Linked DNA regions of Mus musculus: region 2 is linked to region 1. A link is a loop called in an ENCODE intact Hi-C map of the cell type or tissue named here. Cell type or tissue: heart. All regions are shown on one strand.

Evidence for each region. Hi-C counts contacts between places; a loop is a spot of excess contacts. Peaks named below come from ENCODE experiments on the same cell type or tissue, not always from the same donor. Only the 100,000 strongest peaks of a DNase experiment are listed, where the experiment ranks them.
Region 2: it touches region 1 in a loop (9-fold over the local background); 35 of 42 quality-filtered maps call a loop at or near these places.

The regions. Positions count from the first base shown.
Region 1 is chr14:27,092,402-27,100,401 of GRCm38, reverse strand. It overlaps Il17rd (interleukin 17 receptor D), which reads right to left. Exons shown (of 13, transcript NM_134437.3): 8 at 6,940-7,005; 9 at 6,170-6,224; 10 at 5,516-5,626; 11 at 4,315-4,499; 12 at 1-919. Among named protein-coding and RNA genes, the nearest start is that of Il17rd, 57 kb to the right of the region's middle. In heart, a CTCF peak has its summit at 3,406 (motif pointing right); a DNase peak (open chromatin) is centred at 3,421; H3K27ac peaks cover 541 bases.
Region 2 is chr14:27,027,905-27,035,904 of GRCm38, reverse strand. No RefSeq gene overlaps it. Among named protein-coding and RNA genes, the nearest start is that of Il17rd, 7.1 kb to the left of the region's middle. In heart, CTCF peaks have their summits at 4,583 (motif pointing left) and 5,932 (motif pointing right); no DNase peak of the experiment used is centred here; H3K4me3 peaks cover 329 bases; H3K27ac peaks cover 433 bases.

The sequences.
Region 1 (8,000 bases):
TCTCGGTCAGAGAAGATGTTTCTATCTGATCCGGAGAGAGTCCCTCCATCAGAGGCAGAGAGAGCTCTGATGAGGGTACAGAAGAATCATATATGCCTGAGTCCCGTGGCATCTCTGAGGGACTGCCAGCTTTCACTGCGTGTAACAGGGGCTGCAAGGCAGGGGCACTATCACAGGAGGGCTGGGCCTCAGTGTCTTGGTCCAGGCCTACATGCTGACTCTCCAGGTATGAATAAGAGTCGGCTGGCCCAGCGGCCCCAAGTACACAAGCCTCGACTTTCCGACAGAAGTCACTCTCTGGCCCTGGTTTGCTTATGACATCATTTAAAACCAAGCCTGAGTCAAATTTCTCCAGGACTGGCTCCTGGTAACGCACAGGGGGATGTTGGAAGGGTATAAACTGCTTCTCAAACCAGTCAGGCTCCTCATCAATAAACTGGTGCATGTTGCAAATGGCAACATACAGGGAGCGGCCCGATTTGCTCCGGAAGTAGTTCCTTCTGCTGCTGTGGCCTGGGTGCTGACCCAGCACCTCCTGCTCTCCTGAGTGCAGATGGGCACAGAGCTCAGGAAGGTGGTCCATGAGCTTGTACTTGGTGCTCAGGTCCAGGCTGCAGGGTACATCCCCTTCACAGGAATAATCGAAGTAGACGGCGATGAACTTGCGCAGTGCGGCAGATGAGCTCTGCTTGGCCTGACGGAGCTTCTCAGCAATGGCTGCCACGGCCACCAGGAAGAACTCGCCTTGCGCCTCGCCGCGGCTGCCTCCTTTGTGTCTGAAGTTCTTCTTATCTACAAAGTACTTCATGCCTTTGGAGCACACGACAATGATGAACTGGGACTCGTGGATCTTCTGAATGGCCCATTCTCTCTGCCCCTCTCTGCAGAGGCTGAAATCTTCCCACAAGTCCAGAGCCACCTGGAAAGAGCACAGGTCACTTCAGTATTCATTTACGCCAGCACTCTATGGTCAACAACTGCATCCACACACCAGACTTCCTGAAATTGCTTGTCACCCATGGCATCATTTTGATAACACAGGGGGCCATTAGCACTGTGGCCCTACAAGTGAGGAGACAGAAGCCAGGATTTTCAGCAGCTTGTCTAAGACACCTTGAAGATGTCTGATGGTATGATGGGAAGGAACTGTGATTGGTCCATGTGATAAGTGAGACTGCCGGATACAAGGAGCAGAAAGATCCTGGATACAAGTCTAAGTGGCTGAGGAGAGAAAGTGGATCGTGACCCCATAGTGCACTGGGATATGGAGCTTAGGCCTGGCCAGAGCCATCTACAGTGACGGGTGACTCACATGCAGAACGTGACTGAGAAAGAGGACCTCTTTGGCTGTGTTCAGAGACCCAGGGTTAGCCCGCTGTTCTGCTGCTATAGTATAGCTTTCCTGGTTAACCCTGTCTGGGCTGCACCTCTCTCTTGGTTCCATGAGATCTACAATGTCATAACTCTACAAGGCCTGTGAACCAAGGGGTTTGGGGATAAGAGGGTTGGAAAGAATAGTGGGATCCCTGATACAGCAAAGAAATCCAAGTATGTCTGATGCCCTCAAAGGATTTTTACCCTTTCAAACTGCTTTCATCTGATACTGTAAGTAGTAACTGTACGAGTACTGCTTCTCCTGCAGGATACTGTAAGTAGCATTCCGTGGCAGCTGTATTGGTACCATTTCTCCTGTAGTTAAAAAAATAACCCCTAAGAGCTAAACACAGATTATACAGCGGAGAGCTACTCTGGAAGGATTAAATTCTTCTTTTCTAAAAAAGTACCCAAGAGAAGAAAGCTCCAATGCTTATCTATCTGCTGAAAAGAATACTGACTCGGGGCTGGTGAGATGGCTCATGGGTTAAGAGAGCCAACTGCTCTTCCAAAGGTCCTGAGTTCAAATCCCAGCAACCACATGATGGCTCACAACCATCTGTAATGAAATCTGATGCCATCTTCTGGAGTGTCTGAAGACAGCTACAGTGTACTTACATATAATAAATAAATAAATAAATATTTTCTTTAAAAAAAAAAAAGGAATACTGACTGACTCATCTCATACTTTAATGCATCCTAACATTATTGTTGGGGATTGGTTCTAATGCTTTGATTTAATGGGAAATCTATGTGTCCAAATGCTAAAGGTCCTTGTCTCCAATTGTTTTTTAATAGATCAATAAAGATGCCAGCGGCCAATGGCTGGGTAAAGGGAAATGGAGTGGGACCCTCAGATTTGTGTGGGCTAGGGTGAGGGCGAGGGAGAAAGAGGAGAATCGCCAGGATTCAGAGGGAGATGGATCAGACTTAGAGCTGCAGAAGGAAAATCATCTGGAATGTAGGTGAGAAGGAATGCGGCCCACAGAAGGGCTGCCCAGAAGCACCCTGGGCAGCAAATACTAGGGGGCCACCCAGAAAGAAAAGGGCAGCAAAAATAGATCATAGATTTAAAGGACATTGACTCAGGAGTACTGGAGGGAAATCTATGATAATCAGGCAGAGGACTAGAACTGCCTAGCCTTTGAGCTAGCAAAGTTAACTAGTGTGTGTGTGTGTATGTGTGTGTGTGTGTGTGTGTGTGTATCTTTCATTCTTGGATCAAAGAGTTCCTGGAAGCATGCGACCCACCGGGGGGCACAGAGCAGTGTAGGTAAAAACTCCACACTATCCATTCATTATGTACATTCAAGCTAACTGGTAGCTTAAAATATGTGGCCCCTAGGATTCTATACCACACAAAAATAGTGTGTCTACTAATCTTTTGACCTGTGTAGTTTGTTAAATCATATGTGGAATGTTTTACAAATCTGTAAAAACAAAACAAAACAAACAAACAAAAAAATCCCCTGTACTAGCTGATTTCATCTTAATAAATAAAACATAAGCACTTTTAAGAATATTCCAATCTGGGCTGGTGAGATGGCTCAGTGGGTAAGAGCACCCGACTGCTCTTCCGAAGGTTCAGAGTTCAAATCCCAGCAACCACATGGTAGCTCACAACCATCTGTAACAAAATCTGACTCCCTCTTCTGGATTGTCTGAAGACAGCTACAGTGTACTTACATATAATAAATAAATGAATCTTTAAAAAAAAAAGAATATTCCAATCTTTGACTGAGCAATTCCATTGTGAGGCGTTTATCCTTGAGAAATCATCAGAAATGATAAACAGAGACGCTTTACAAGCTGGGCTAACGCAGCTACAGCAAGTCACTATTATAGATGATGTAGCTATTTAAAGCAAAAACTATGTGCAGTCTAAAAGAACAGGGCAGGGATCTACCACCTCTGCCTGTGCTGTCCGGACAGCTGCAGTCTGCAGGGGTTTGCAGCAGCCATTCAGCTGCTGAACTCAACGCTTTCCCAGCAGGAGGCAATCCCACCAGCCTTTAAATACAGCTTATTAACACCAGAGGGCAGTCTCACCCAAGGAATGGGCCAAATGGACTAAAAAACATCACATGATAACTTGCAATTGTGGCAAACAGGGCATGCCTTCACAACAGCTTAAGAGCCCGCTGTAAAGACTAAGTGTCATTGTTTATGGAAAAGCTACATAATAGCTAACTCAAGAAGACCTAAGAAAGCTGGGCACAGGGGCCCACTCCTTTAATCCCAGCACTTAGGAGGCAGAGGCAGTGGATCTCTATGAGGCCAGCCTGGTCTACAAATTGAATTCTAGGATATCCAGAGCTACAGAGTAAGGAAAAAAAGAAGGAGGAGGAGGAAGAAGAAGAGTAGGAAGAGAGGAAGGAGGAGGAAGAGGAGGAAAGGGGGAAGCTGAGAAAGCAGCGTAGACATCCAAACATTCTGTAAACTCTGGCGCTCTCTCCTACTTCCTGGTTCTCTCTAGCTAAGGCCTTCTCACTGGTTTCTATGACTTCCTACCAATCGACCTCAGACCTCTGTTACACACTCCTCCCAGTGCCCAAGATCTCTTCCAGGGGCAGTCCTAGCCTCTATTCCCAATCCCAGCCAACCTCCCTCAGGGAACTGCCTAGACTCCTAAAAGCTGTCTTCATTGTGTCCTCTCCCTGACGTCCCACTGAGACAGTCTCACACTCTGGTCACGTGTTCCATGACAGGGCACTCACAGAACATCCTATCGCGTGGGAGGCGCTCAAAGCTTTCAAGTATAAGTGTGTCATGCGAAGCCTTTGCTGCTGGTAAGAGACAAGACAAATTCAAGACAGACTCTGGTTTGGAAAGTAAGATTCTAGGTAAGTAGGTTCCCAGGACAGCAATGGAGAGATGACACGGAAGAGAAAGACGGCGTACACATCCTGCCCAGGGTAAGAGAACAAACAGATTCCGTACCTCACAGCCACAGAAATCTTGCAGGAAATAGGCGAAACACTGGACCACGTTCATGTGATTCTGGCCATCTTTATTGGAGTAGCAGAGGAAGACCTTGGGCTGAGGCCGGAGCCTGTCTCTGGGGAGAGCCGCAGCGTATGTGGACGACTCCGGGCTTTCTTCATCTAAATGTGAATATATATTTTCTAAATTGGGAAAGAACATAAGGTTGACACCTATAAACAAAGCTTTGTCTTTTCCGTATGACCCAGGGCTCAGTGTCTCACGGCTGAAATCCTAGCACTTGGGACAGGGGACACAGAAAGGTCAGAAGGTCACGGTCATCAGCAACTACTTGGCAAGATGGAGGCCAGCCTGAGCTACGTGAGATCCAAGTCTCAAAAGTAAATTTACCAAAAGGAGCAGCTGACATCTCCACCTGGGAGTCTCGGGTCTGTGACTCCAGCCTCAAGCTGCATGCACGGTTTCTGTAGTACTGTACCAGAAAGTGAAAACACTGTATTAACCTGAAACTGCCCCTGGACATGCCAAGAAACAAACGCAGCATCCGCCCCTATGGCCGCCAGTGAAGTGAAGGGCCCAGAGCTGGCTCTGGCAGCCAGATAAGCTGAGGGAGGGAGAAAAACTTTTTAAAGTATAATTTACAAAGGTAAAGAAAACCAAACCAACAACAAAAATGGCTTTTCACCTATTTATCTATCTATCTATTTATTATTTCTGGACAAAGGGTCTCACTGTATTACTCAGACTAGCCTCCAGTTCCTGAATTGGATCCTCCTGCCTCAGCCTCCCACCAACTGGGATAGCAAGCTCAGCCGAAAGCACACAAATCTTAAGTTAACATCTTCATTACTTTTATCCTTGGAGTCATCTGGGTAACTCCATCCAGATCTACAGTTTTCTAGGTGAAAGACAGAACTTCTCAATGATGGCCACTCGCCAAACGACTGTTCTCATTTTTCAGACTCCCTGAGTTTGAAAACTGGATTATACCTGGACATTGCCAGGTCCTAGAGATTAACAGCCAAACATTTAAATTCTGGGAACTTCAGTAGGCAAGGAACTAGCAAGGAGGTGTGAGGGGGTCCCAGGCCCCTCCTGAGGAAAGCAGGACTCCCCAGGCCCTGTCTTTGTCGGTACCCACCCTTGGCCTGCTGCAAACTAGAGGATGGAGAACAGTGGGCACAGCATAGACAGATACCTTGTTGCTTCTTTCTGCACATCACAGTGAACAGGGTTGCGAACGCAGATATGACAACCAGAGGCACAGTGATGGCCACAGCTCTGATGGGTCCAGCCCAGGGAGACTGCACTGGGAGATTTCAAAGAGAAAGTCTTTTAACTCAAGCAGCAGAATAGGTTCAGAAAAGGGGGGGAAGCCCCCCTCATTTTTTTAAAACAAAAGCTGACTAACAGGTCCCAGGGTCCCCAACTACCTTACTCTATCTCTGCTGCCTAGATTATAAAAGGATTCAACAATTCCTTTGTAAAGTGTTGTCGAAAATAATCTAATAGCTCTGAATATGCTAATCGCTCTGAATATGCTAACCACTCCAAATATGCTAATAGCTCCAAATATGCTAATAGCTCCAAATATGCTACAAACCCTGTGAAGGAAAGGCCCCTCCCCCTACTTGTCTTGTAAGGATAATTGCCTAGTATCCGTGGCAGATGCAATGCCAGCTTTGACCTTCCAGGCATCAACAACATAAAAGGAAGCGTCCTTGATGAACAATTGTTTAAGGGAGAAGAGGTGAGCGACTGGTGTTTTGTAAACCATGAATTAAGGAGCACAGAAAATTCTACAAGCCTGCTCTCAAGAATGTGCCATCAAATCCAAGCCAAAGAGCTTTACCTGACTTCACCACATACTGAGCAGCTTTCCTGGTGGTGTTGCTGTCATCCACCAGCTATAAAACAGAGAGAGCTGTGTTACTGTTTGGTAAGTGCTAGCACATCTCTACATTGTATCTGTCTATACATTTTATCTAAGAGGGAAGTAAAACAATACATTTTATCTACTACTGGTGATTTCATTTATCTTTCCCTCCCCAGGCAGCTGGTGTGGGATCCAGTAAGGGAGGATAATGGTGATAGCTTAACAATGTAAATCAACTTTTTTTTAAAAAAAAAAGAAGGGGGGAGGGGTCGGGGCTGGAGAGATAGCTCATCAGTTAGGAACACTGGCTGTTCTTCCAGAGGTCCTGAGTTCAATTCCCAGCAACCACATGGTGGCTCACAACCATCTGTAATGGGATCTGATATGCTCTTCTGGTGTGTCTGAAGACAGCTATGCATAGTCACATACATAAATAAATTCTTTTAAAAAACAATGGGGCTGAGGAGATGGCTTCGTGGATTATTGTGGAAGCTTGAAGACCTGAGTTCAAATTCCCAGGGTCTGAATAAAAGCAAAGACCATAGTGTAAACATCTGTAATCCCAGGAGGTAGAGGCAAGACATGTTAGCCTTTCAAACTTATCCTTAGTTCTATAGAAGTTTGGATTTGAGACTAGCCTGGACTACACTGGACTCAGTCTTGAAACCAATAAACAAAACACTCAGAACTCCATGTGAGCTGCTTTCTGTGGAAGTAACAAGAGGGCAGTCTATAGTTGCACATACCTCAATGATATAGTCCCCTGGAGAAACGTTTTGGAGGAGGCAGCTGGTTGTCTCTGTATTCTGGTCCTACAAAAAGCAAAGAGCAACTCAAATGCCCACGTAGTAGAAGAGGTGGCGGCCTCTTCATCCCAAAGCTGAAGGAGACCTGCCACTGGTTTAAGCTCACTTCCGGATGTGATGGGATCAGAGGACAGCAGTGTTCACCTGTCACACGTTCCTTGGCCTTCACTGAATAAAAAGGCTCAGGACTCTTGCCATAGCTTGTGCCTAGTTGGGAGTGCCTCATCTTTGTCACTTGAAAATAAATTAACTAGAATACCCTTTGCTGAATAGAACGGTGAGAGGAGGGGTGCAGAGGGCTCAGTGATTAAGAGTTGGGAAGCAAACTTTTTGTCTATCTATCCATCCATCCACCCACCCACCCACCCACCTACCTAAGAAAGAGCAGGGCCTGTCATGGTGGCACACACCTTTAATCCTACCACTCAGGAAGCAGAGGTAAGCCTGAGTTCAAGGACAGCCTGACTTCATCATGGGTCCTGTACTGCCTTGTGAGTCTCAAGCCAATCAAGGCTACCTAGTAGTGAGACACCCATCTTACAAGAAATACATGTGGAACTTTCATGTAGAACTTTGGCAGACCATAGTTACACAATAAAAATCAATGCAAATCCGTTTCAAGCAAGGAGAGAAGAGCTGGGGCTCGTCTGCACTCATCTGTCATATCTAACTTGAGCAGATGCTCCCAGAAGTGCAGCGGTAAAGCTGCAGGACCACAGAAGAACTAGGCTACGACTGGACCCAGCACACACAGGACAGGTAGAGAGTGCACAGCGTCAAGCATCCACAAAGCCTTTCCCATTGTTCTGGCCATACTCTGTTCATGATGCTCATTTTCAGGTTTCTATTTAACCCTGGTCTTTTGTTTATTAAAAAATGCATGCATGCATCCATCCATCCATCACATACATACAAACAAAATTAAAAATCCAGGGCCATTGATTTGCTAGTGACTTGGCTAGAGGTTTTTTTTCTCCTTCCTAGTTACGTGACCTCCCCGA
Region 2 (8,000 bases), 64 kb after region 1:
GAGGAGAAAGCCAAACCCTCACCTCCTGAGCCTGCAAGTATAGCAGAGAGTATAGACACCCAGTAGCACCAGACTTTAAACTCTCAAAGCCAGTGACAAAAGCCCTCAACAAGGCCACGCCTCCTAAGCCCACCAAAACAAGGACTGGAGACCAAATATTCAAATGCTCGAGACTATGGGGACATCCTCCCTGGAAGACGGCATGCTATTTTGTATGAATGGACTCAGGGCAGATTTTAAAACGCATGATTGCTTTTTTTCTGGAATTTTCTGCCTAGCATATTTACAGATGGTTGTTAGCTGCAGTGTGTGCACTGGGATCTGAACCTGAGTCCTCTGGAAGAAGAACCAGTGCTCTTAGCCTCTGAGATTCCCCTAAGCACCCCTAAGATTAGTTGTTTTTAAGTTATGTGTGTGTGTGTGTGTGTATCGAGGTGGAGAATGTATGTGCCCGTGAATTCAGGTGCCAGTGGAGGTCAGAGGTTTCAGACTTCCCTGGAACTGGGGTTACAGGCCACTGTGAGCTGCCTGTTGCAGGGGCTAAGAATGGTGGTGATGGTGGAGAGTCAAAATAGGGTTTCTCTGTGTAGTCCTGGCTGCCCTGGAACTCACGCTGTAGACCAGGCTGGCCTCCAACTCAGAAATCAGCCTGCCTCTGCCTCCCAAGTGCTGGGATTAAAGGTGTGCACCACCACTGCCCAGCGCAGTATAAAGTCTTAACCAGAAAACCTCCAGCTGCTGTGGTTTTAATTTTTTTATTAATTCATTTAGGATCTGTGTATCCCAGACTGGAACTTGTTATAATATAACCTAGGCTGACCTGGAATTCAATATCCTCCAGCCTCTACCTCTAGGTGCCAGGTGTCCAGCTCTACCCCCAGAGGGCCTCTGTATTCCCAAGTTAAAAAAAAAAAGAGAGAGAGAAATGCTTCCCACCAGGCAGTGGAGCACAGACTGGTAGCTGTGCTCTGACAGTTCTCTTCCTACCCAAGGCTGTGGCCCAGGAAATTCTACATTTCTACCTATAAGCTACATTTTGCTTCATGTGGAGGAGAAAGTAACAGCTTGCAAAAACAGAGCGAGGCAGTGAGCCTAGTTCATATACAAGATAACTCAGGTGCACATCTGATGCGCTAGGGAACAGCTTTGAGAAACCTGAGGAAGTGCCTGCTGCAGGCTGCTTCCTTTCCTCACCAAGCAGCCTGGAGGCCTCAGGTGGGACAGTGGAGCTGCATCCCCCACATCTTGATGGACAGGTGGAGACCTCTGTGGTGTAGTGGAGGCAGGGGTACATACAAGTGCTCACCCCTTCTTTCCTTGCAGGGTTCCACTGGCCTTCGGGGCACATAAATAGATACACTTAAAGTGGAAATCTATAATAAATTCTTCCACCCCTGCTGGCTGCCATTATGTAATGTCTCACAAGGTTTCCCAGGGACCCTCCAGGCAGTCTCATTTACTGCCTCCATTGAGCTTCCAACTTTGTTCACTACTTCCAAACTGCTCTCCATAAAATCTAGCCGTCTGTGTACAGGCCACTCTCCTAGTCTGTACCTGCAAAATTATGCGTGTGTCGTCGTGAGGCCAGTGATGAGAGCAGTATGCAGGGCCAGAGACCGACCGGATTTCTCTTTCTAAAAAGGTAGCAATACTTCAAGTTCATTTCAAATAAAATCCTTCACAAAACAATTTTAAGCTCATAGAAGTAGTACAGAAATCGTTCACAGAGTACCAAAAATAATTTTCATTCAAATTCTCCAAAGATTTACCCCTATGTAACCAGAGTACAATTGTTGAAGCCAGAACCTTAATGCAATATATGACATAGTTATCCACAGATTTTAGAGCGTCATCATTGTTCCGGCTGTTTCAGTAAAAAAGAAAGTAAAAAAAATCTAGAGTAAGCAGAGCAGTGGTGGTGATCCCAATACGTGGAGGCAGAACCAGGCAGGTCTCTGTGAGCTTGAGGCTAGCCTGGTTTACAGAGCAAGTTCCAGGACTGCCAGGGCTACACAGAGAAACACTGTCTAGAAAACAAACCAAAAGCTGGACGTGGTGGTGCACGCCTTTAATCTCAGCACTCGGGAGCCAGAGGCAGGAGGATTTCTGAGTTCAAGGCCAGCCTGGTCTACAGAGTGAGTTCCAGGACAGCCAAGGCTACACAGAGAAACCCTGTCTCAAAAAACCAAAACAAAAAACAAAAAACAACAAAAAAAAATCACCACCACCAACAGAGAAAGATCAAGTTTAATGAGGAAAGACACCAGACATTGATCTTTGGTTTACAAAAGAGCATCTGCACACACAAGCACATATGCACACACCAGACATTACCTATCTATCTATCTATCTATCTATCTATCTATCTATCTATCTATCTATCTATCTATCTATCTGCCTATCTATCTGTTTATCTATGAAAACATAAAAAGTATAGTATTGAATGAATTCCAGTATACTTCATACCCAGTTTTCCCTATAAGATCCCCACCTCCAGTGCTGGGTATGAAGCTCCGGGCTGCCTGGTAGAGATAAGCTACGAAACCTCTAAGAATGAACCCCGTGTTTCATCCTGGCCTCTATTGTTGATATTGCTATGACATATTTGCTCTGTTGTTTTGTTTATTTGTTGTGTTTGGTTTTTCAGTGCCGAAAAGATGGAACCCAGGGCCTCAAACATTAGGCTAGATATGTATTCTACCGAACCCCATAGGTCCTAGAATTGATGAATTCATGTGCTTTCAAACACCTGCCCCCCTCGTGTGTGTGTGTGTGTGTGTGTGTGTGTGTGTGTAGATCAGAGGCAAACCCTCTGGAGTCAGTTCTTCCATCCATCACGAATGTCCATCACAAAGGATGGAGGGCACATTTACTCACTAAACTGTCTCCCCCGTGCCAGCTTTCCAAGTTTTTAAGTGAGGCTACTTTCTGTTTCACAATCAAGACTCCACAGTACATTTAGTTATCTGACTTTATTAGGCTGCTCCTTGTTGTGACTGTTTCTCAGACTTTCTGTTTGGCGACCTTAAGGGTTTTTTGAAGAGTGCACATTAGATGTTTTGAGGACTAGCCTCAAAGCGCATTGTCTAAAGTGGGCTGAAGGTTTCCAACCGGGGACCAGAGCATTGAAATGCACGCCCAGTCCAGAATACCACCTTGTGTTCAATCACCATCTCTTCAGACTTCTCCGATTTATCCATGTCTTTCAGTCTTTGTATTTTCCCTGCCTAGCTCTTGAATAAACCATTTCTCCAAGAATCTATGACTCCTGTATTGAGTCTCACACTTATACACTATGTTCTAGCTGTATGCCTTGCTACTAGAAATCTCACCACTCCTAGGCCTTCTCAGGGTATATTACAGGATATATATTTATGTCTGTTAATGTATGCATATATGTATTTATTTACATGTACATAATTTATCTACTTCTCTTTGCATGTATATATGTACCTCGAGTTCCTTAAATAATCTGAATTCTAATCTAATACCACAGGTTCATTGTAGCCTTTCATTCTATCTCATCATTTTTTTCTTGCCATAAGGAGATATTTGTCTTTTATAATTCACAACACAGTCTACCAGCACCATAACATATCTGGGGGTTTACAGAGCAATGTATTAAGCCAAATCAGACATCCTCAAATCATTGCATCTAATTAGGAAGTCATTTCCCAGGAAGGCAAGCTCAATGGGGAGTGCCCAGGGAATTCCCTGGTGTTATGACATATCTCCATGAGGCAGATGACCTAACTGAAACTTGGAGAGGTTTACTGCAAATGCACTATAATGTTTCAAAGACTGTGCCATAGATACAGTGTGTCTTTGGAATTAGGGATTGTTACTGGTGCCGGTTTCCCTCGAATCACTCTGCCAATCAGTAAGTGGAAGCAGTTTCTCCCCATCACACCTATTAACTCTCTGAAATCATTTTTGCTTTTCTTTCCTTCTCTCTTTCTTTCTTTCTTTCAAGATTTATTTATTTTATATGTGTGAGTACACTGTCACTGTTGCTGTCTTCAGACACACCAGAAGAGGGCATCAGATCCTATAAGAGACGGTTATGAGCCACCATGTGGTTGCTGGGAATTGAACTCAGGACCTGTGGAAGAGCAGTCAGTGCTGAGCCATCTCTCCAGCCCCGTTTTTGCTTTACTTTCCAGTAAATTTGAAATCTGCTGGCCTAGAGATCTTAATCTCAAAGGGAGTCTAGTGATGACTCCATTGGATTGAAAGGTCAGGCTGTCACAAGGCCATTTTGCCACTGAAAGGCATTTCTTTCTTGGCTGGAGTGACTGATCCCTAATTCAAAGGGGAATTTAGTGTTTCTCACAGCAGGGGCAAAGATCATGATCTCTGGAATTAGGGACTCTTGGGTACAGCACTCAATATTTCCATGACCGCTGAAAATGTTAATAGAAACTTAGCAACCAAAAATGGCAGAGCCAAGGCTGGATACACGGCTTAGCCATTAAGAGCACTGATTGTTCTTCCAGAGGATCAGGTTTAACCGCCAACATCTACAAGGTAGCTCACAACTGTCTCTAACTCCAGTTCCAGGGGATCCAGTGCCCTCTTCTGGCAGGTTTGGGAACTGCAGGTATGTGGTACACAGCCGTACATATAGACAAAACACCTATAGCTTAACATTATGTATGTATGTATGTATGTATGTATGTATGTGACCAAGCCCACTCAGTCAGTCAACAGGTTTTCCAGCTCAGGAGTGAGGATTAAAAAGAAGAAAGATAGTTAGACAACATTGTAGCATGACCCCAGTCAACTCTGAGACTGAAGGCAAATTTAATTTTCCCAATCCATGTTTTATACCTTTTTAATTACATGCACGTATTCAGGGCAAGTAGTACAAAGAGGGCTCAAGCAAGACAATAGTCAAGGAACAAGCAAGCCAATAAACACAAAGCCCCATGATCACTCCGGTGATCACTGTTTCTAAGGATGATCAAGATATCTGAGCCTACTTCTTTGTTCTACTCTAAAACCAGATTCTTACTGCCTTGTCCTTGGCCAATGTCAGGTCCCTGTCTGGACTTACTTCTTTGTCATGGCCTAATGTCAGATTCCTGCCAAGCGGTACCCCAAAAGGTTCTCCATATGTATGTATGTGTGTATGTGTGTATGTTTGTGTGTGTGTGTGTGTGTGTGTGTGTGTATGTATGTGTATTGAAAAGCAGGACTACTGGGTATTCAGAGTTTGGGGAATTGAGGTTTGAGTCTGTTCATCAATTAAAGAGTTCCAACCAGGTTCCAACCATGGGGACACATCTTTTAATCCTAGCACTTGGGAGGCAGAGGCAGGCAGATTTCTGAGTTTGGGGCCAGCCTGGTCTACAGAGTGAGTTCCAGAACAGCCAGGGCTACACAGAGAAACCCTGTCTCGAAAAACAAAACAAAACAAAAATTTAGTCCTTTGTGGGTAGGGTTGGGGGAGGGGTTGAAACAGGGTCTTAATGTAGCTCACACTGGCCTTGAACTCACTACGTAGCTGCCTTGAACTCCTGATGCTTCCTTTATCTCTGAGATGCTGGGATTCCAGATTTGCATCTCCGTGCCTGGCTTTAGTTTAGATTTTAAATAACCGGTGGGACAGTGACTAATTAATATAGCTAGCAATACATACAATTGCTGTTGGGACTGCTTGTTTGTTTTGGAAAGAGCTTCTCGCAAAAGATGAGGGCATCTTCATTCCTGCAATGGCTGTGTCCTATTAGGTGGAGTCATAGACCTTCGGACGTGTGAGAGGAACACACGGAAGGCGAGTACTCTAAGGGAAGTGCTTATACTAGTTATCAGTTTGTTGCCTCTTAGGTTCAAAATTCACCCATCATTAACCGTTAGGCAAAACTGAATGAAGCTGGTCTCCCGTTTTCCTTTGTCAGCTAGCGTTATACTGTACTTGTCAGTAGAGGGCGATAAAGAGACGCCACACGAAGAAAAGCACGCTCTTGCTGAAGCGTTCCTGCAATCTAGCGGGTCCTTCAAGGCCTCTTCTCCAGCGAGTTCTCCATCACCACTGGGTGGCTTTTCCAGCTCCTGAAGTGGAGGCTGGTTCTATAATATCCAGCTCTGCTACGTATGCAGCATTCCCCATACCAGATTTTACAAAAGCTGCCTCTTGCAATGCACAGCAGCCAGAAGTGCCAGTAGCCAGAGCCTCTCTCGTTCTCAGTGGCTCTCAAGATAGCACAGTGTCAAAGCAAGTTCTCTGTCACCCAGGGAAGCATGGCTGCCCTCCCCAGATCCAGGTTTCTGCTCTGGCAGAGGGGATCTACTTTGGGTTGTTTTTCTCAGCCCTAAGCAGTAGCTGTTGCTTTTCTTGTTTTCTTTTGAGAGGAAGAGGGCTTTAAGACTCAAAATCTTCCTGCTTTATTTTCCTAACTGCAGGGCTTACAGTTGTATCCTGCAACCTTCCTTTTTGTTTGTTAGTTAGTTAGCTAGTTAGTTAGTTTGTTTGATTTTTTCAAGACAGGGTTTCTCTGTGTAGCCCTGGCTGTCCTGGAACTCACTCTGTAGACCAGGTTGGTCTCCAACTCAGAAATTCTCCTGCCTCTGCCTCCCAAGTGCTGGGATTAAAGGCGTACACCGCCACTGCCGGACTACAACCTTCTTTAAAAATATATTCTAATCTTTTTTTCTGAGAATTTCAATTATATACCCTTAAGGGTTCCCTCTATTTATTACTTACCAGTTCCTCCTTTTTCTTATTTCTTATTTTAGTCATTAGTTCCTTGTATTATTTTTTTCCTGTTTAAATCATGTGGCTTCTGTCTACTAATTGGACCCAGACTAGTCTGTACCTGAGATAATTCCAGAATTGCTCAGTGGCTCCCCAGTGAGAGCTCTGGGGAGAAATAAACCTGAGTTAGGAAGGTGTAAGAAAGACTTCAGTACCCTGGAGCCCCCATTCGCTTTGAGATCGTGCATACAGCACACTCCACCTCCCTTGTTGTAACACACGCAGCAGCCTAGTTCCTTCTCCCTGTGTGCACATACCCCTCTCCAAACAACTCACTTAGCATCTTCAGAAGCCCCTTAAAATCTCACCTATGTCAGAGATACACTTCCTCCCATCTCTGAACAGTGTATGAGTTCCCCCGTCACTTACAACGATCAAAGTAAGGCAGCTTCTATTCAAGCATATCCCTAATATCCAAATATAAAGAATGTAAGGGCTAAGCCGGCCTGACCTGATTTTGAGTGCTTAGGCAGTGAGCAAAACTGCGCTCTGTAGTAGAGAGAATCCCCCATTTCCCACCCTAACACACATAATTGGGCATGCATATGATTACAATTAAAGGTATTATGGGAAGGGCTGAACACATAACCCAGACTATCAACTGAAATAGAGAAGCCTAGAAACCATCCCTCATTCTCTTGAGCCACCTAAAAAGAAGGCTGGAACAATAACACAGCCCTGGATACTCCTGCTCACGGGGCTCCACGTCTGTCTTGATTGTATATCTTTCCTTGACCTATATTATCTCTTTGCTCCAAATAAAATTATCTTGCCTTTTTTTGCAAATCTATGTGAGCCCTCACTTCTAGTTCTTTAGCTAAGAGGCCAAAAGCCTGGAAACACCCAACCCAGACGCTACCACTGGTGACAAATTTAGCTACACTACCACAACAGTCCTGCTCCATCTTTGGCGATGTTTTAGCTTCCCATGAGCATATGCTAAAGACATGCTTTATCACTGAGCCACACCTACCCTCAAGCCTCTTTTAAGAGAATGTTATCCGTGCTGGGTGGTGGTGGCAAACGCCTTTAATCCCAACACTTGTGAGGCAGAGGCAGAAGGATTTCTGAGTTCGAGGCCAGCCAGGGCTACACGAGAAACCCTGTTTCAAAAAGAGAGAGAGAGAGAGAGAGAGAGAGAGAGAGAGAAGGTTATTCCACTCATGAGGGCTCACCCTCAGGAACTAATGTTCCCAAAGGCCCACCCACTCTTGTCACTGTTTCCTTGTCAATTAGGGGTTTG